2 separate regions of the Homo sapiens genome follow, and region 2 is linked to region 1. A link is a loop called in an ENCODE intact Hi-C map of the cell type or tissue named here. Cell type or tissue: PC-9. All regions are shown on one strand. Links, peaks and the distances in the headings refer to the core of each region. The heading gives the core; the rest is flanking DNA.

Region 1 (10,028 bases), core at 675-8,674:
GTGATCGAGGTCCTCATCAACAGTCATAAATGGGCCAGGCACAGTGGCTCATGCCTGTCATCCCAGCACTTTGGGAGGCCGAGGCAAGCAGCCCACTTGAGGCCAGGAGTTCGAGACTAGCCTGGCCAACATAGTGAAACCCCGTCTCTACTAAAAATTAAAAAATTAGCCCCGAGTGGTGGCACACACCTATAATTAAAGCTACTTGGGAGACTGAGGCAGGTTCAAGACTCGCTTGAACCTGGGAGGCAGAGATTTCAATGAGCCAAGTTCGTGCCACTGCACTCCAACCTGGGTGACAGAGTGGAGACTCCATCTCAAAAAAAGAAAAAAAAAACATAATTCATGTTGCTAGAGTGTCCCCTTGATATGGCACTTTCATTCTGTGACCTTCCTCCCCAAAATCTATAACCCGTGTCCAGTCATGTAAAAATCATCAAACAAATTCCAGGAGAGGAGCATCCTACAATACACCTCCCTAGCACTCCTCAAAACTGTCAAGGTCATCAGAAAAAAGGAAAGTCTGTCACGGGGTGTCCAATCTTTTGGCTTCCCTGGGCCACACTGGAAGAAGATGAATTGTCTTGGGCCACACATAAAATATGCTAACACTCAGGATAGCTGGTGAGCTAAAAAATAAAAAAGGTCCGTGCATCAATCTCATAATGTTTTAAGAGAGTTTACGAATTTGTGTTGGGCCACATTCCAAGCTGTCTTGGGCCACATGTGGCCCATGGGCAGAGGATTGGACAGGCTTGGTCCGTCACAATCAATAGGAACCCAAAGAGACAGAACAACTAAATGTCCTGTGGTATCCTGGATGGGGTCCTGGAACAGAAAAGAGATACTAGGTTTAAAAAAAAAACTAAGAGAATCAGAATAAACGATGGACTTTGGTTGCTAATAATATATCAATATTGGCTTATTAATTGTAACAAATGTACCATACAATGTAAGGTGTTTATAACAGGGAAGCAAGATGGTGGGGCTGGGCTGGGAACTCTATCTGCTCGATTCTTCTGAAATAAAGAACTGCTCTGAAAAATATCATAAGTGCAAATCTTATAAATCTGGGGAGAAATGTTTAAAAGGTATTAATAATAGATGCAGCCCCTAATGCTCCCTAAAATCCTCAACAGCCTGGAAAATTGCCTTTGATGCAAAATAAAACGAATGATATGTTGTTGTTTTTAGAGGTAGAGCAGGAAAGTAGAGAGCAGAGCTGCCTGCTGATGAGGAGGCAGCAGGAAAATCTCATTAGCGCCTGAACCTCTGGTTCCTCAGGGTGTCCATGGGACCTGGTTGGTGAAGCTGTTTGTTATTTTTCCCAATTTTCCATGTTTTCCTGGTACTGAAAATACCTCTCCAGTAACTCTCCTAGAAACATGTAACCCCATGGAGAAAGCTAGACACACCCTGGGGCTAAACAGGAATGTCAGGACACCTTGCCTGGGTGGTCAGGAGAAGGTGCTTTAGTTACACCTACAATAAACTCCCGCGTGTCAGCAACCTGAATGGGTCTCTGCTCCTCGCAACAAGAAAGAAGCACAGAAAGGACGGAAGTTACTCAATGTACAGTGGCACATTGGTGATTTCTTCTCAATGCAGCGGCATTATCAGAACCATGTGTTAGGGAAATAATGGCTTAAAAAAGAAAACTGGAGTTTGGAAGGCCCATTACAGCAGTGCTTCTCAGCTGTAGGGTGGGTGAGAATCCCTTAGAGAGCTGCTTCACATGGATTCCCAGGCTCCCGCCCCAGAGATTCAAATCCAGTAGGTGTGGGCTGGGGCCTGAAAATGTGCTTTTCTGGCAAACTCCCCAGTCCTGTGGCGGTGGCAGCTGGTCTTGTCCCACTCTGAGGAATTCTAAGGCAGGAGGGCTTTGCAAGTCTGTCAGGAACGAGAATGAGAACAAGAGGACAGGGTCAATAAATGACTCTCCTCTTCTGTGGTGCAGGATACCGTGTGCATTTTAGTACCTGGTATGTGGACACTAGACAATGATATCCTGGGACCTAGGACCACAGGGAACTCACTGTTACTTCCCCAGTGTTACATGCTGTCCGGTACAGAGGGTGAGCTTCATAAATAGTTGTTAGCTGAACAAGTGAATGTAACATGACTTAGCGTTTGCCTGGGTATTGGGAGTGATGACGGTTTGAGTGTTTATGTACCCCCCAAAACTCAAGTGTTGAAACTTAATCACCACTGTGATAGTATTAAAAGAAGGGGCTTTTCAGAGGTGACTAAGTCATGAAGGCAGAGCTCTAGTGACTAGGGTGAAGGCCTTTATAAAAGAAACATCACACAGCATTTGCCCCTTTTTTGCCCGTCCACTTTCTGCCGTGTGAGGACACAGCACTCAAGGCACAATCTTGGGAGCAGAGAGCACCCCTCACAGACACTGGACCTGTGGGTGCCTTGATCTTGGACTTCCCAGACTCCAGACCTGGGAGAATATACATTTCTGTTCTTTTTTTTTTTTTTTTTTTTTGAGACGGAGTCTCGCTCTGTCCCTCAGGCTGGAGTGCAATGGCGCCATCTCGGCTCACTGCAAGCTCCACCTCCCGGGTTCATGCCATTCTCCTGCCTCAGCCTCCCCAGCAGCTGGGACTACAGGCGCACGCTGCCATGCCCAGCTAATTTTTTGTATTTTTAGTAGAGACGGGGCTTCACCGTGTTAGCCAGGATGGTCTCGATCTCCTGACCTTGTGATCTGCCTGCCTCAGCCTCCCAAAGTGCTGGGATTACAGGTGTGAGCCACCGCACCCGGCCTTACATTTCTGTTCTTTATAAATGGCTCAGTCTATGGTATTTTGTTACAGCAGCACCAGTGGACAAAGACTGGAGTGGAAGTTAAATGTTTTGTTCTGGTGGAGGGGGACATGGAACAGTGGTGTCAAGAAAAGGACTGGAGATAAAAGAGAAGACTAGAACATGAAATAAAGGAATCAGCAGGGGCTCTTAATGTCAGCAGCTGAAACTTACTCCTGCTGCTTTAAGCGAGGAGAAAATTCACTGACAGGTTATAGGGTGGTTCATGGAGGCTAGAGAGCCCCGCAGGGCACCCACATGGGCGGGACCATAGTTGGGATTGCCCCGCAGAACTGCTCCAGGAGGACCCGGGTGTTATGGGTGCTGTACACAGGCTGCATTTCTTGCCCCGTGCCCACCTTTCCCGTGGGTGTCAGACACCCCCCCATACTGCCCCTTGAGTTCCCTGCCACTAAAGGTTCTCTGCTGTCACTGCTGGGCAGAACCTGGTAAGCCAAGCCTTTACCTGGTGTCAAGCGAGGCTGGGGAGGCAAAGATATGGAGGCTTCAGCCTCCAAGATGGGAGCCAGGATCAGGCAGGGCATCTCCCAAGTATAGAAAAGGGGCTAAAACTCACAAGCATCCAGGACATCTGGCTTCACAGATTGGTCAAGAGCACTCAGTTCAGCAATCAGAAGTGGCCAGGACAGGGGGAAAAAGTTCAGTCTGTGTTGCCTTCTTCACTGGCATTGCCAGGGGCACCTCAGTCCCCCAGAGGAATCATCCAAGAATACAAGTAACCAGAAAGTCAACTTAGCTTAAATGAAACCGTGTCTATTGCAAACCATTTTAGTAAAATAAACTTGCCCATACCAAATTAGGAAATCTGGAAGTAACTTCTGAATTACAATCTATGTAATTATTTTGTTGGTGAAACAATTTTTTTCTCATATACAATTGGGAAAAATAAATGGGTCAATGCTGTGATGTGAGACTACTGTGACATGGAGATTTCTATAGTATCATATTTATTATAGCAGGATTTTATTGGTTTTTAGCAAAGTGGCAGTGACATTAAAGGAATCTAACCAAGCTGCTTTGCCTGAACACTTCCAAAGGGAGGTCTGAGATTCCAGAACACGTTATCATTTTGAAATGCTAGTCAATCCAAAGATGGGATTAAGATAAGCAAATTAGCTTACTATCCACATTGGAATGCAAGTCTTCCAAACAGTGAAATATCTCAGAGCATACTCTTATCTCATCATCTCGTTTTTTGGAATGAATTATTCTGCCTACAAAAAAGCCTCGCTGAACCACCAGGGTAACTGGCAACCTGTGGAGAAACCACAAGCTACCCCGAAACTAATTCACGAGAGTCCCCTCAGCAGATCCTATTTTATGTAAATAAATTTTTTCATTGTTAGGTGTAAAATCTGCAAGTCATTTCACCAACTTTGACTGCATTTCTCAGCCACGCAAGTCTGCAGCTGGCAAGGATGCAAACAGCAGGCCAGCAGCTCGTAAACAGGGTTGGGCAAAGCTGTCAATGTTATTCAGGTATTTTCTGGTTTTAGCCTTTAGCTCATCTAAGATCCTTTGCTTATTTTCCGACTGCAGGCTAAAACTAATTTGTTGAGCTTTTATCAGGGCTGGCTGGCCCTATAGAAATTTAGAATGTTGTTGGCTGGGTGTGGTGGCTCATGCCTGTAATCCCAGCACTTTGGGAGGCTGAGGCGGGTGGATCACGAGGTCAGGAGTTTGAGACCAGCCTGGCCAACATGGTGAAACCCCGTCTCTACTAAAACTACAAAAATTAGCTGGGTGTGGTGGCGCATGCCTGTAATCACAGCTACTTGGGAGGCTGAGGCAGGAGAACTGCTTGAACCCAGGAGGCGGAGGTTGCAGTGAGCTGAGATCACGCCACTGCACTCCAGCCTGAGCAACACAGCAAGACTCCGTCCCAGAGGAAAAAAAAATTTAAAGGTGGCCCTCCTTGTATTTGACCTCGAACTCGTCTTCCAGCAGTTTATTTTCCTCCTTCACTTCTCTCTAAGCGCCCAATATTCTCGAGCCGCCGCTTCCTACCTACCCACCGGCTCCTATGACTCCACCTGTGGGTTTGGCATGTTGCCAACCTGACCAGGCCAGAGGGGCTGAAATGTAATTAAGTTGTAGATGAGCTTTTGTTTTAAATCAACTTGGAGAAAAGATAAAAACCAAAATGTGATGGCCCAGGGAGATAATTACTTTCCTGTGGCTGTTTGATGATCCAACGCAGGTTGGCTCCCAATTTGTCAAATAGCATGTACTGAGCTTCAAACACACAACAAATCTTTATTAAGTACCTTCCGTGCGCTAGAGGCTGTGCTAGGTTGTGGGAATAACCAGAAGAGGTAATCCATGCTTTCAGGTAGCTCAAGGTCTGTGAAGAACACGGGGACCAAGGGAAATAATTACAACATGCAATTAGTTTCTCTACCTTGGAGTTTCCATTGCATTAGGTACAAATGTCTGTTGGCACTTACCTCACACCATGCTTTCCCAGCTCCTAACATGGTGTCAGGCATATAGCAGACTCTCAAAAATGCCCATGAAATAATGAATGAATACACAAATGAACAAACAAAACATTATGGGAATGCCAATATAGAGTGTGGTGGGAGCAATTAACTCTGGCTGGAGGAAAAAGGAAGTCTTATAAGAAATTGTGATTTGAGTTGAGGTTTAAAGCATGTCTAGCGCGGTGTCTGACCTTGAATGAGCCCATAATAAAAGTCAGATGAATTCACTTGGGTGGAAGCTCAGGTGGAGAAAGAGGGCATTCGGAGGCGAGGGTGTTCCAGGCAGAAGTATTCCAGCACTTAGCCTAGTGCCTAGCACGTGGCAGGAACATAAGAAGTACTTGTTAAATGAATGAATGGACCAATGAGTGTAACACACGGCACAGACAAAGTCACCAGTATTGTGAAAAAGTAGACACATTTAGGGAGTGACATATTTGGAAAATTCTATGATTATAAGAGAAGAAGAGAGAGCGAGAGAGGTAGAGAAAAAAGAATGGAAAATACAAGAAAAGTGCAATGCAAGGAGTGGAGCTACTTGGGGAAAGAGGAACTTTGCAGGGAGGAAAAAGCTCCAATGAGAGCATGGAAATAAGCCAAGGACTATAGAATCAGGTGTGGTGTCTGTGAGGAGGAAACCTAAGGATCATGTCTTAATATGACTGTGGCCAAGGGGGCTTTCCGGCAGCAGGGCTCGGGCGAGGAACAGAGTGTGGTCAATCACTGAGGACAGGCAATCTCTCAAGGGACTCTGGCCCAGAAGGAGCTGAGTCATTGAGAAAATAAAAACAAGGAGAGTTAAGAAAAAATGGATTGTCTTAAGCTGGGGCAAATCGGAGTGAGCTATATTAGACCACGTATTCGTTATCTATTGCATGTAACAAGTCACCTCAAAACTTTGTGGCTTTAAGCAACGATCAACCTTTATTACCTCAGACAGTTTCTGCAAGTCAGGAATTTGGGAGCAGATGAGCTTGGTGCTAAGGTCTCTCATGAGGTTGCAAGAAACATGTTGGCTGAGAGGCAGCCATGGGAAGGCTTGGCCAGGCTAGAGAGCAGCTCAAACACATGTTGGTGGGCGCTCCAGTTCCACCTCACACAGGGAGCAACTCACATTAAGTGCATTGATGTCCTTGTGATGTGCAGCTGGCTTCCCCCGGAGCATGTGTTCCAAGAGAGGGCAGAGTAGAAGCTGCAATATCTTTCATGACCTACCTTTGGGAATCGAATGCCATCATTTCTGCAATATCCCATTGCCTACATTGATCAGTCCTGTTCAAAGTGGGAAGTGGGGCTGGGCACAATGCCTCACGCCTATAATCCCAGCACTTTGGGGGGCCAAGGTAGGCAGATCACCTAAGGTCAGGAGTTCAAGACCAGCCTGGCAAACATGGTGAAACCCCATCTCTACTAAAAATACAAAAATTAGCCGGGTTTGGTGGTGCATACCTGTAGTCCCAGCTACTTGGGAGGCTGAGGCATGAGGATCACTTGCACCTGGGAGGCAGAGGTTACAGAGGTTGCAATGAGCTGAGATTGCACTATTGTACTCCAGACTGGGTGACAGAGCAAGACTCTGTCTCAAAGAAAAAAAACAAAAAACAACAAAGGGAGCCGACCACGGTGGCTCACTCCTGTAATCCCAGCACTTCAGGAGGCTGAGGCGGGCGGATCACAAGGTCAAGAGATGGAGACCATCCTGGCCAACATGGTGAAACTCTGTCTCTACTAAAAATACAAAAATTATCTGGGCATGGTGGCGGGCACCTGTAGTCCCAGCTACTTGGGAGGCTGAGACAGAAGAATCGCTTGAACCCGGGAGGTGGAGGTTGCAGTGAGCCGAGATCACGCCACTGCACTCCAGCCTGGCGACAAAGCAAGACTCCATCTAAAAAAAAACCACACACACACACAAACGGGGTTCAACAAAGATGACTAGAAGGTGGCAAGAATCACTGGGGGTAACTATCTTGGAGCACTATCCAAGAGACAACTCCAAGGTGATATTGGAGGCTGGTTACCACAAACTGCATTCCATAATTACCTAATCTGATGGAGTTCTCTAGATTTGACAGGCAGGTTCAATAAAAGACGACAAAAGTAGCCTTCCACAGCTCTGGGCTTAAGATATCCTCCCCATAGTAGCTAATCCCTTCAAAAGGAAAACATCGCATCCTCATTGTAATGAGGCTCATTGGCCTGGCTTGGGCCCAGTAAACAACCGTGAGCCCATTTATTGTGACAGGATGGCTCCATTCCATCTGAAGTGCATAGATGGAGTGTGAGGGACCCACCAGCAGTGACTCGGGCAATTCACTCTTTCTGGTTCCATTACTGGCTCTGTTCCTCCAAAAAGAAGAGACGCAGAGCAAATGAGAGAAAAGGTGGCAGGTGCCCTCTACTGCCCCAATGGAAAAAACCGCCCACTCTGCCCATATCTAAGCTTTTTCTTAGCTGGCGTAACATCACATCCTATATCTACTTGTCTTTTTTTCAATCAACATTTTGTTATTATCTGAATATATTGCAAATATAGATATATCACTACACCAAAGATTTATGAGACCTGGAGGCTGAAAACTATGAAACATTGTTAAGAGAAGCCACAGGGCTGGGCACAGTGGCTCATGCCTATAATCCCAGCACTTTGGGAGGCTAAGGCTGGTGGATAAGTTGAGGTCAGGAGTTCAAGACCAGCCTGATCAACATGGCGAAACCCCATGTCTACTAAAAATACAAAAATCGGCAAGGTGTGGTGGTGTGCGCCTGTAATCCCAGTTACTCAGAAGGCTGAGGCACGAGAATTGCTTGAACCTGGGAAGCAGAGGTTGCAGTGAGCCAAGATTGTGCCACTGCATTTCAGCCTAGGCTAGGCGACAGGGTGAGACCCTATCCCAAAAAAAAAAGCCACAGGAATAATGGCTCACACCTGTAATCCCAGTTACTCAGAAGTTGAGGCAGGAGGATCGCTTGACACCAGGAGTTCAAGACTAGCCTAGCCAACGTAGCAAGACCCTCACTCTAAAAAAGTAAAATAAATAAATTAGCTGGGCATGGTGACATGCACCTGTAATCCCAGCTACTTGGGAGGCTGAGGTGGGAAGATCACTTGAGTCCTGGAGTTCATGACCACAGAAAGCAAGCTATGATTGTGCCACTATACTCAAGCCTGGGGAACAGAAAGAGACCCCATCTCTAAAAAAGTAAAAATAGCCCAAGCATGGTAGCTCACACCTGTAATCCAAGCTCTTTGGGAAGCCAAGGTGGGAAGATCACTTGATCCCAGGAGTTCGAGACCAGCCTAAGCAAAATAGCAAGACCTCTTCTCTACAAAAAAGAAAAAATTAGCTGGTGTGGTGGTGCATTCCTATAGCCCTAGCTACTTGGGAGGCAGAGGCGGGAGGATCACTTGAGCCCAGGAGTCCAAGCTTACATTGCACCATGGCACTCCAGCCTGGGCAACAGAGCAATACCTTGTCTCTAATAAAATAAAAAGAAAATTATAAAGAAAATTAAATAAACCTAAATAAATACAGAGATATCCTATGTTTATAGATTGGAAAACAGAATATTGTTAAGATGCCAATTATCCCCAAATTGATCTATAAATTCAATGCAATCCATCAAATCCAGGAAGACTAGATTTTTATGTTCAAATTGATAAGGGGATTATAGAATCCCTACGGAAATGCAAAATACCTAGAATAGCCAAAACAACATTGAAAAACAAGGACAAAGTAAATAACTCATATTCATAAAGCTATAGTAATGAAGACAGTGTCTTATTAGCATAAAGATAGACAAATAAATGAGCGAAAACAGAAAGCAGAAGCAGACCCAGATATACATGGCCAGTGGGCTTTCAACAAAAGAGCAAAAGTGATTCCATAAGCAAGGATTGCTTTTTCCACAAATGGTGCTAGAACAAATGAATATGCATATGTAAAAAAAAATTAATCCATGTCTCACACAATATATAAATATTAACTCAAAATGAATCATAGCCATAAATATAAATCCTAAAACTATAAATCTTCTAGGAGAATACATAGAAGAAAATCTTTGAAACTTTGAGTTAGAGCTTTTTTAGAATAACAAAAGCACAATTTATTTTTAAAAATTGTTAAGTTAGACTCCATCAAATTAAAAACTTCTGCTCTTCAAACAACACGTTAAGAGAATGAAAAGACAAGCCACAGCTGGAAGAAAATATTTGCAAATTACATATCTGATAAAGGACTTATCCAGAATATAAAAAGAACTCCCTCAAAACCCAGTAATAAGAATATAAACAATCCACTTTTTAAAAGTCACAAAAGGGCTGAAGAGACTGATGAAAATATTTAGATGGCAAAAAAGCTGTGGAAAGATCTTCAACATCATTAGTCATTAGGAAAATGCAAATTAAAACCACAGTGAGATACCAGTACATATCATTAAAATGACTACGATTAAGAGGACTGACTATACCCAGTGTTGGTGAGGATGTGAACAACTGCAATTCTCCAGCCCTACTGATGGGAATGTAAACGGGTACAACCACTTTAGAAAACAGTTTGGCAGTTTCTTAATGAGGTACACAAATACCTAACGTGGGACCCAGCCATTTGACTTCTAGGGATCATAGACCTACATTTCTTGAGATTTACTGAAAAGAAATGAAAGCATTGTGCATAAAAAGAGTTGCACATGAATTTGTAATGGCTCAAA
Region 2 (10,028 bases), core at 700-8,699, 51 kb before region 1:
CCACCAAGACACTCCCCCTCAGCAGCAATGCCAATAGAAATCTGTCCATGATAAAAACACTGATGGTTGGACCCCATCTTGGGTAGCAGTAATACCGATAACCAAAGCCACCGTTTCCTGCTTAATATGTGCCATGCTATAGCTTCTCTCACTAGATGAACCCAATAAATAAGATGTTGGCAGAGACTAGAAATGAGCAGGAAAGAGCGCGAAGATGCAGGAGGAAATACAAAAGATGAGAAAGACATGGGGCAGGGCAGCGAGGATGAGAAATAAAGAATTATGGAGGTGAACTCAGAAGAACAGAGGAAAGGGCCACACTTGAGTTAGAAGAAGTCAGAAGAATTGAGGCAAGGGCAGGCATTTCTCACTACACCACCCAAGTGATTTTAATGAGAAAGGCGGTGTTCTAAAGTGAAAGTAGAAAGATGGATCATTAAAAAGCAGCGTCTTTGTTTTATGTACTGATGTTTTCCACTATTTCCTTTTCATTGTCCAAAATCAGAGCATGATAGATGTGTTTAGAGTAGGGTCCACAAACTATAGCCCACAGGCCAAATCTGGACCCAACTTGTTTTGGTAAATAAAGTTTGCGCAACACAGCTCTGCCTATTTATTTATGTCTCGTCTAGGCCTGCTTTTGAGCTATAATGGCAGAGTTAAGTGATTGCAACAGAAACCGCATGGCCTATAAAGCCTAAAACATTTGCTATCAAGTCCTTTAAAGAAAGAGTTTGCCATCCCTGATCTGGAGCGTGGTATCTCCACATCAAACCAAATAGGCACTTTTAGCCACTGTACAGACAGGCGCTGCTATTTCTTGATATTCCTCAAACATACCAGGCACTGTTCGGCCTCAGGGCATGCACTTATTCTTTCCTGCACCTGTAATATCAGTCTCCCAGACAGACACGTGGTTCATTCCCTTATGAAATTCAGGTCTTTGTAGAAATATCATCTTTTCATTGGGACCCTGCCTGACCACCCAGTTTAAAGTTGCAAATCCAGGGAGGGCGCACCTGTAATCCCAGCACTTTGGGAGGCCAAGGCGGGTGGATCACGAGGTCAGGAGATCGAGACCATCCTGGCTAACACGGTGAAACCCCATCTCTACCAAAAATACAAAAAATTAGCCAGGCATTGTGGCAGGTGCCTGTAGTCCCAGCTACTCGGGAGGCTGAGGCAGGAGAATGGCGTGAACCCGGGAGGCAGAGCTTGCATTGAGCCGAGATCGCGCCACTGCACTACAGCCTGGGCGACAGAGCGAGACTTCTTCTCAAAAAAAAAAAAAAAAAAAGTTGCAAATCCAATCCCCACCCCACTCAACACATCCCCTCTTCCTTTACTACTTAATTTTCTCCACAGCATTTACCAGTATCTAACATCCTTTATATTTTGCCAATGTATTTGTTTCTCTTTCTTATGCTGCTAGAATAATGTCAGCTCTTGGAAGACAGGGATTTTTTACTATTGTATCCACTACTTATTCCCAAAATCTAGAAGAGAGCCTGGAACATAGTACTCTCAGTTTAGGACAGTATTTGTTATTTTTAAAAATGAGCCCTACAATGCATCTGCAGTATTATTCCTATTTCACAGATGAGAAAGCTAAATTCTATGAGGTTAAATGACTTCCCAGAGATCGCAGTGCTAGTAAGGGGGAAAGGCAGCCATGGATTCCTGAGTTTGCAGGCTAAAGGATCGCGATGGGAACGGTTTCCAGAGCTACTGGTTTCTTCCACTGCTTGCTCATGCTGAAGCTAGCTCAGAGCATAGCACCCTGCCTAGCCCCAGGCACCATGCTAAGTTCTGTGCAGGCTAAAATGATGAATATGACAGTTCCTGACAAAAAGAACCTTAAACTTCTTTAAGTTTCAGTATCGAACTCCTGGGCTCAAGTGATCCTCCTGCCTCGGCCTCCCAAAGTGTTGGGATTACAGGAGTGAGCCACCACGCCCAGCCTACGATGCATTATTTTTAAGAAGGAGTATATTAGGTACAATGAGGCTCAAAGGGATGGATAGATCAGAAAAGATGTCCTGGAAGACGTGGCATTTGAATTTGGCCTTGAAAGCTAGGATTTCAGCAGATAGAAATTGTGGGAAGGGCATTATCAAAAGGAAGGAAGAGCTTGAGCTGAGTCCCAGAGGTTAAGACAGTAGAGGTGGCGTGGCGCGGTGGCTTGCTCCTGTAATCCCAGCACTTTGGGACCGAGGCAGGTGGATCACCTAAGGTCAGGAGTTTGAGGCCAGCCTGATCAACATGGTGAAACCCCGTCTCTACTAAAATACAAAAATTAGCCAGGCATGGTGGCACGCACCTCTAATCCCTGCTACTTGGGAGGCTGAGACAGGAGAATCGCTTGAACCTCGGAGATGGAGGTTGCAGTGAGCCGAGATCGTACCACTGCACTCCAGCTTGAGTGACAGAGAGAGACTTTGTCTCAATAAAATAAAATAAAATAAAATAAAATAAAGTAGAGCTGTGTCTGAAAAACAAACAGCCCATTTTGCAGGAAGAGATGCCACCCATGAGCTGTGGTTCTGAGTGTGGTTCTAGGACTGACAGTTTCAGTGCCAAGTGAGAAATTGCTAGACATGCAAACACATAGGCCCCGTCCCAGCCCCACTAAGTCGGAATTTCTGGGTTGGAGGCCCAGAAATCTGGGTTTCAATTAGCCTTCCAGGAGATTCTTAATCTTCTGAAAGTTAAGAAGTGCCCATGTAAGGTGCACTGGAAGAAGGTGACATTGAATGCTAAACTGAAGACAATGGCCGTTATCTGTTTGCAAAGCAGTGACACCCTCTCGAAGACTGTTGAACAGATACGTGATTGTACTTGTGATTTAGAGCTCCACCAGATGGATGAGAAGTGCAGAAAGAGAACGTTGAAGTGGGAAGATCATAGAAACTTTTTATATTGGTTGCAAAATGGAAACAAAGAAGCAACCTGTTATTCTTCATAAACATGTTTCCCAACATCCACTCACTATTCAGGTCCCCATAACCTAATTTCCTTCTAGAAGAACCATCCCATTTCCCACTCTCAGTCTGTTTGGTTCAGACAGTGCTACCTTCATCGCAGGGTCCAGGGTTGTTCATGTGACTCAGACAGTCCAATAAGAGTATCACATTCTCTTGGCCAACGTTATTGGTTTGAGGATAAGAGCATGGACCAATCAGAATGTGTTACATGTTGTGAAGCTTTGTCTGAAACATAGAATGTGCTTTTCCATGGGTCTTTAATCTAAAAATCTGTAGCCTTAAGGGAATTGAGGGTGGGGGCCTTTTCTGAGAAAGGAGCGAATACAGCAGAAAACAGATTAAATGAAGGAAGAGGAAGAAGTCAACTCTGATTACATCATTTGAACCCCGGGTCAAGCTGTACCCAAAGCTAAATCTATTTCTGCTAAACTTTCCTTTCTAACAGGCCTTTGTGCTCAGGGCAATTGGAATGAGATTTTTTGTCTTGATTGACCCAAACTCAGTCATGGCTCTGGACTTCAGATAAGGGAGTCACAGACTCGTAAGATGTTTGCAGGCTTTGGACTATGATTCAGAGAAGAGAGGGAAAGTCAAGGGCAATTGACAGTGTTGCAGGATGGATTCCATGAGAAGCAGACTGTGAGAGGGAGCGTTGTGTGCGCGAAGAGCACACGGGGGTGGTCCCAAGTCAGCGCCTGTGGGGGAGTGAAGAAGCAGCACTGCGCAGTGGAGGAAGTCAAATTGTCATGCGGCTGAGGCTATGCGGAGCTGAGATGCCCTTTGGAGTTGGCTCAGGTTAGGGCAAGGAGGCCAGAGCCTCATGCCCTCACATTGACCCGTCATTGTATGCAGGTGGCCACCAGGAGACATGATCTTGGGCCACACGTTTCTCTTCCATACAGTGCAACTCTCAAAGAAGGATTCAACTGAGCCATCGGCCAGCGCACTCCCGCAGCCGGAGGACAGAGTGCTGAGTCAGGGTGTGGGTGGAGGGGCAGGGCGCTCAGGACCGCCAGGTTCCCAGCGGGGTGAGCAGCTGTGAGGAGACTGAGCCCTGCAGCTGGAATGAGGAAGTGGGAGGAGCAGATGGCATCAGAGAGAGGACAGATTTCGTTTTGAGCTGGTGGCATTTAAACGCTGGAGAAGGTGTCGACCTGGGATCAATGGGAATAGAAACCACGGTTGATGAACCCTGGCCCAAAGAGAGCGCAGACAGAGACAGTGGGGAGCTCAGAGCTCAGGGAGTGGAGGGAAGAAAATCTGGAGCCCATAGGCCGGGCGCGGTGGCTCACGCCTGTAATTCCAGCACTTTGGGAGGCCGAGGCTGGCGGATCACGAGGTCAGGAGATCCAGACCATCCTGGCTAACACGGTGAAACCCCGTCTCTACTAAAAATACAAAAAGAAATTAGCCGGGCGTGGTGGCAGGCGCCTGTAGTCCCAGCTACTTGGGAGGCTGAGGCAGGAGAATGGCGTGAACCTGGGAGGCGGAGCTTGCAGCGAGCAGTGCTCGAGCCACTGCACTCCAGCCTGGACGACAGAGAGAAAGAAAGAAAAGAGGAAGGAAGGAAGGAAGGAAGGAAGGGAAGGGGAAGGGAAGGAGGGAGGGTGGAAGGGAGGGAGGGAAGGGAGAAAATTTGGAGCCCATGAAGGGGAGGGAAGGAGTAGCTAAAGAGGCAGCAGAAACCAGGCCGTGTTGCCAGATGATAACAATATAAATAGCAAATGCTTATAGACTCTTGACTGTGTGCCAAACAGTATTTACTGTAGAACGTTGTTCTACATTCTTAGCTCGTATTATTTCTTCATAGGAAACAAAGGAGGTGACGGCCAGTGAGTGGGGTGGGTAATCTGCTGATGAGCAGTTAAATCAGGGAAGTTAAATTAGCAGTTAAATTAGGGAAGCATCTGGACTCTGCATGTAAGGTAGATATTTTAAAAGTCATCAAAAAGGAGTTTGTGTGTTTGCTGAAGAATTGTGTCCCCACTCTCTTCATTGCTGTTCTTTTAACAGCTTTATTGGGATATCATTCACATACCATACAATTCACCCATGTAAAGTATATTATAATTCAATCGTTTTTATATTCACAGAGTTGTGGAACCATCACCATAGGCAATCTTAGGACAATTTTGTTACCTTCAAAAGTAACTCCATACCCTTTAGCACTCACTCCCCCCCCACTCCCCCCCCACACCCCCCCCGCCCCGTCTGCCACAACCGGTGCCTGTTCACCTGTGCAACCCTAGGCAATCATGAATCTACTTTCTGCCCTGCTCTGGATGTTTCCTATGAATGCAGTCTTATAGTATGCAATCTCTTTGTGTCTGGTTTCTTTCACTTAGCATAATGTTTTTTCCAGTTTCATCCATGTGATAGCATAAATCAACACTTCATTCCTTTTTATGTCCAAATAATATTCCATTGTATGGCTATCCACATTTTGTTTATCTTTTATCAGTTGATGAACGTGTGGATGATGTCTGCCTTTTGACTATTATGAATAATGCTGCCGTGAACATTTGTGCACAGGTTTTTTCAAACACTTGTTTTCCATTTTCTTAGGTGTACACCTAGGAGTGGAGTTGCTGGGTCTCTGTTTGGCTTTTTAAGGAGCCACCAAACTCTTTTCTGCAGTGGCTGCACCATTTTATCTTATCACCAGCAGTGTAAGAGTGTTCTGATTTCCCCATGTCCTCACCAATATGTGTGATTATCTGAATGTTCATTCTAGCCATCCTAATAGGGATGAGGTAGCATCCCAATGTGATTTTTTGGGTTCCGTGTAGATTAGACTGAACTTCTTGCCCATGCTGACATTAAACTCACATGCAAAGAGATGGACACACACACATCTCACATGGGGAAACAAGCTCAGGGGGGCGAACCAGGGTAGTCCCTTGGGAACGTCCAGCTCTGAAAGAGGAGAGAGGCACACAGGAAGAATAGGAGTGCTTGGCATCTGAAAGCACAGGGCGAGAATAAAGCCAAGCACCGACCATCCTAAGGAATGACCCGACCCTTGACCTTCCACTTCAGCAGTGCGAAGATATTCTCCATTTTGTTTTTGAAGTGGCCATGGATTTAGTCCACCCCATGTTCCACCCCCGCCCATCACCACCTGTTCTGAGGGCTGGGGTGAGGAAGGAAGGAGCAGGATGGGTCCTTTGAGCCCAATTAACACACACATTTTGCTTCCAAAGCTTATTGTGCACCTTATGCCAAGATTTGAGTAGGACTCAACTTAACCAGTATATGTAAAAGTCTTCTTAGAACTTGGAGAAAACAGATGATGCATAATGCTGTGTCGCAGATTATTAAATAATACTAACAGGCAGATCAGGGGCAGGCTTCAGGAAGGGGTAAGCACAGCCTAGAAATTCAGAGGCAGGAAGGATCACTGTGGGCTGGCAGGGCCATTTTGATATTTCTGTGGCAGGAGGGACTGGTTTCTGAGATGACCTTTCTGGCAGGGCTGTAGTCACCTGCCAACCTAAGAATGAAAGTTTAGGAGAGGATGAGAGCAGAGATAGTGTCCAAAATAGATTTGACGTCTTTGCCAAGGACTGTGCTTTACATTTATTCTCTATGTAACTTTTAGAGCAGGCCTGTGTGCCAGACATGAAGTGCCAATTTGCAGTCGAAGAAGCTGAGGCTCAGAGAGGGTATCAGGTAGGGTTCAACCAGAGAAGCAGAGCCAATAGAAGAGATGAGAAATAGATAGACAGACAGACATATAGATGATAGATAGATAGATGATAGATAGATAGTTAGATAACAGATGATAGAAGATTGATAGATGATAGATAATAGATGATTGATAGATGATAGATGATAGATGACTGATAGACAACAGATAGATGATAGATGATTGATAGATGATATATAATAGATCATTGATAGATGATAGACTGATAGATGATAGATGATTGATAGACGATAGATAGACAGATAGATAGATAGATGAAAGATAGGTGATAGATAATAGAGGGATAGATAGATAGATAGATAGATAGATAGATAGATAGATAGATGATAGATAAATAGATAGATTAATTACCAAAAACACTGGCTTATGCAAGTCTGGGGTTGTCCTCAGGACAGACAGTCAGGAAGGGGAGATCATGAGCAGGCTGGAGCCCCATAGGCATGAGCTGAAGCCTCTTATTCATATACCATCTCTAAACATAGGAAAGCCTATACCTTATTTTAAAGGTCTTCAAACTGATTAGGTCAGGCTCACCTATAATAACCTCGTTTTTGATCAGCTTGAAGGGGATTGATCTGGGACTTTCATCACATCTGTAAAATACCTTCACAGCAGTACCCACATTAGTGCTTGAGGGAATACCTGGGAGAAGGTGCATGCATGCTACAAAATGGCCACTGCTTCCCTTCTATCCTCCAATTCTCCAAAAAGAAAATCTCTTGTAGCCCACCCTAACCAGAAACATACTCAAAAGAGAATGCTGGGGTCTGTAGCTGAGCCTAGCCCAGGCAACACATCAGAAGCTGTCACCATCACAGATCACAGACAGGTTAAGGAACTCTGTTGGTCAGGATTCCATTACAGGGAACAGATTTCACTCTCCCTAGTTTAAGCAAAAATATTTATTACAAGGTAATGAATGGTTTACAGAATTATTGAGAAGGCTGGAGGGAAAACTGTGGGATGAGCTTTCAGAAGCAATGCCAATACCACAGAGGCAGACCACCAAGAGGGTTTCTGCCTCTTTTAAGATCAAGAAGCCACCAGTCAAACTGGAAAGTCCTTGACAACTCCTGAACCAAGCCACCAAAACCATGCTTCCCAGGAGAAATACCAGTAACAACACAAAAATGGCCTCGTACTCATTTCTGCGTTCTGCTTTCTCTGACCACACCAAATGTGTAGGACCTAAACACTAGGTCCTAACCCCTAGCTGCAAGGGAGTCTGGAAAATGTTTTCAGTTTCTCATCTCTGAGATACAAGATGAATGGACATAGAGTACCAATCCACGGCAGTAATATACTCAAGATCCTTCTGCCATGAAGGAGCAAAGTCAGGATTCAAACCCAGGTCGTGCTCTTGACCCCCAGAGTGCACTTCATCCCACGATCTGGAATGGCCTTTCTTCCCTTGCCACATTGGGGGCTTGTCTCAGTCTGTTTGCACTGCTATAACAAAATACCACAAACTGGGTAGCTTCTAAACAAAGACATTCATTTCTCACGGTTCTGGAGGCTCAGAAGTCCAAGATCAAGGTGCCGGCAGGTTCAGTGTCTGGTGAGGGCCTGCTTCCTGACTCATAGATGGCCCCCTCTCAATGCACCTTTGTAAGGTGGATGGGGCAAGGCAGCTCTTCAGGGCCTCTTTTATGAGGGCACTAATCTCATTCATGAGGCCCTCCCAAAGGTCTTACCTCCCAATACCATCACACTGGTGATTAGGCTTAACATGTGATCTGGGGGGACACAACTCACATCATAGCAGGCCTCTTTCTTGCAAGTATTTCTGGTCTCTTCTAAGTATACATTTACTGGCTATATCCACAGTTTCCATTCTTGTCATCAGCTGCAGAATATTCTGAAACAGTCCATACGGGAGGAAATGAAAATGATCAGTTTTTGTCTCCAGCCCATCTGCATCACCTCAGGATTGGGAAGGCTGCAGTGTGTACAATCCACTTTTCTTCCCGAGCCAGCCATGTTAAAATGCTTCTGTTTATGGATGTCTACAAAGCAGTGACTGGGCAATTCAGTCCAGTGGTCTCAGGAACCCCTGGAAACGTAGGAGGCACTTGGAAAAAAACAAAACAAAATCTATGGCCATGATAATAGAAAGTACCTGTAGTGAAAACCCTGCCTTCCTCGGGTCTTTTCTTTGTGTCCTAGTCTATCAGCCCCACACCCCAAAATTCCTAAATAAGCCCCAGTGAACAAACTTGGGCAGCTTCTGGGCAGGCACATGAGTGCCGCAGCACGGCGTTCTCGAAGGAGCTGCGACAGCCATGGAGGGCCAGTTCCTGAATGAAGAAAGACCTGCATGAGTCAGTGATGCTCCTTCACACCGGGAGGAACCTGGAAATAAACAGTTTAAAGGCTCTCAAGGGAACCAAATTCACATTCCGGGCAAATGTCCCTGTATTAGTCAGTTCTCGCACTGCTATAAAGAACTATGTGAGACCGGGTAATTTAGGAAGAAAGAAAAACTTCTTTCTTCATAAAGAAAAACTTGACTCACTGTTCCACAGACTGAACAGGAGGCATGGCTGGGGAGGCCTCAGGAAACTTACGATCATGGTGGAAGGGGAGGCACATCTTCACATGGCTGGAGAAGGAGAAAGAAAGCAAAGGGGAAAGTGCCACACACTTTTAAAAACTAGATCTCATGAGAACCCACTACCATGAAAACGGCAAGGGAGAAATCTGTCCCCATGATCCAATCACCTCCCACCAGGCCCTTCCTCCAACATGGGGGATTACAGTTCAACATGAGATTTGGGCAGGGACACAGATCCAAACCATATCCATCCCTAATAGCAAAGTTTCAGGTACATGGTGCAGAACTCCAAAATTTATAAATCCAAACAAATGGATTTTTCCGACACAATTGTACAACTTCTTTGCAGGGAAGCATTCACACAGTAAACCTTTCTTTTAAGGAAATAACCTTTCCTCAGGTGGTTCATTATGTAAACACTGCACATTTGTATTCAACTGTATACACCTAAGGGTGGCATAGCAAAACCTGTGTACATATTTATTTGTGACAATTTATCTGGAAGATTAGAAAAATCCTTGTGGGTCTGCAGAGACCATATATTTACTGACACTGAAAAATGTTCATGACCTACTATCAATGAAAACGTTAATTACCCAAAAATGTAGGCACATTATAATCCTGTTTCTGAAAAAAAAAAAAAATGTATCTTTATATAAGAGTAGAGGCAGGCCCGGCACGGAGGCTCATGCCCGTAATCCCAGCATTTTGGGAGGCCTAGACAGGTGGATCACTTGAGGTCAGGACTTTGAGACCAGCCTGGACAACATGGTGAAACCCC

The links. Hi-C counts contacts between places; a loop is a spot of excess contacts. Peaks named below come from ENCODE experiments on the same cell type or tissue, not always from the same donor. Only the 100,000 strongest peaks of a DNase experiment are listed, where the experiment ranks them.
Region 2: a loop joins it to region 1, with 5 times the contacts of the local background. A loop is called at or near these places in 2 of 110 quality-filtered maps.

Annotation. Positions count from the first base shown.
Region 1 is chr9:95,377,514-95,387,541 of GRCh38, reverse strand. It overlaps LOC105376156 (a long non-coding RNA gene), which reads left to right. Exons shown (of 3, transcript NR_188614.1): 3 at 1-1,047. Among named protein-coding and RNA genes, the nearest start is that of FANCC, 65 kb to the right of the region's middle. In PC-9, for the core only: no CTCF peak of the experiment used is centred there; DNase peaks (open chromatin) are centred at 4,071 and 6,201; H3K4me3 peaks cover 1,256 bases; H3K27ac peaks cover 5,924 bases.
Region 2 is chr9:95,428,343-95,438,370 of GRCh38, reverse strand. No RefSeq gene overlaps it. Among named protein-coding and RNA genes, the nearest start is that of PTCH1, 76 kb to the left of the region's middle. RefSeq lists enhancers at 3,396-3,967, 3,968-4,540. In PC-9, for the core only: a CTCF peak has its summit at 3,834; a DNase peak (open chromatin) is centred at 3,950; H3K4me3 peaks cover 998 bases; H3K27ac peaks cover 1,805 bases.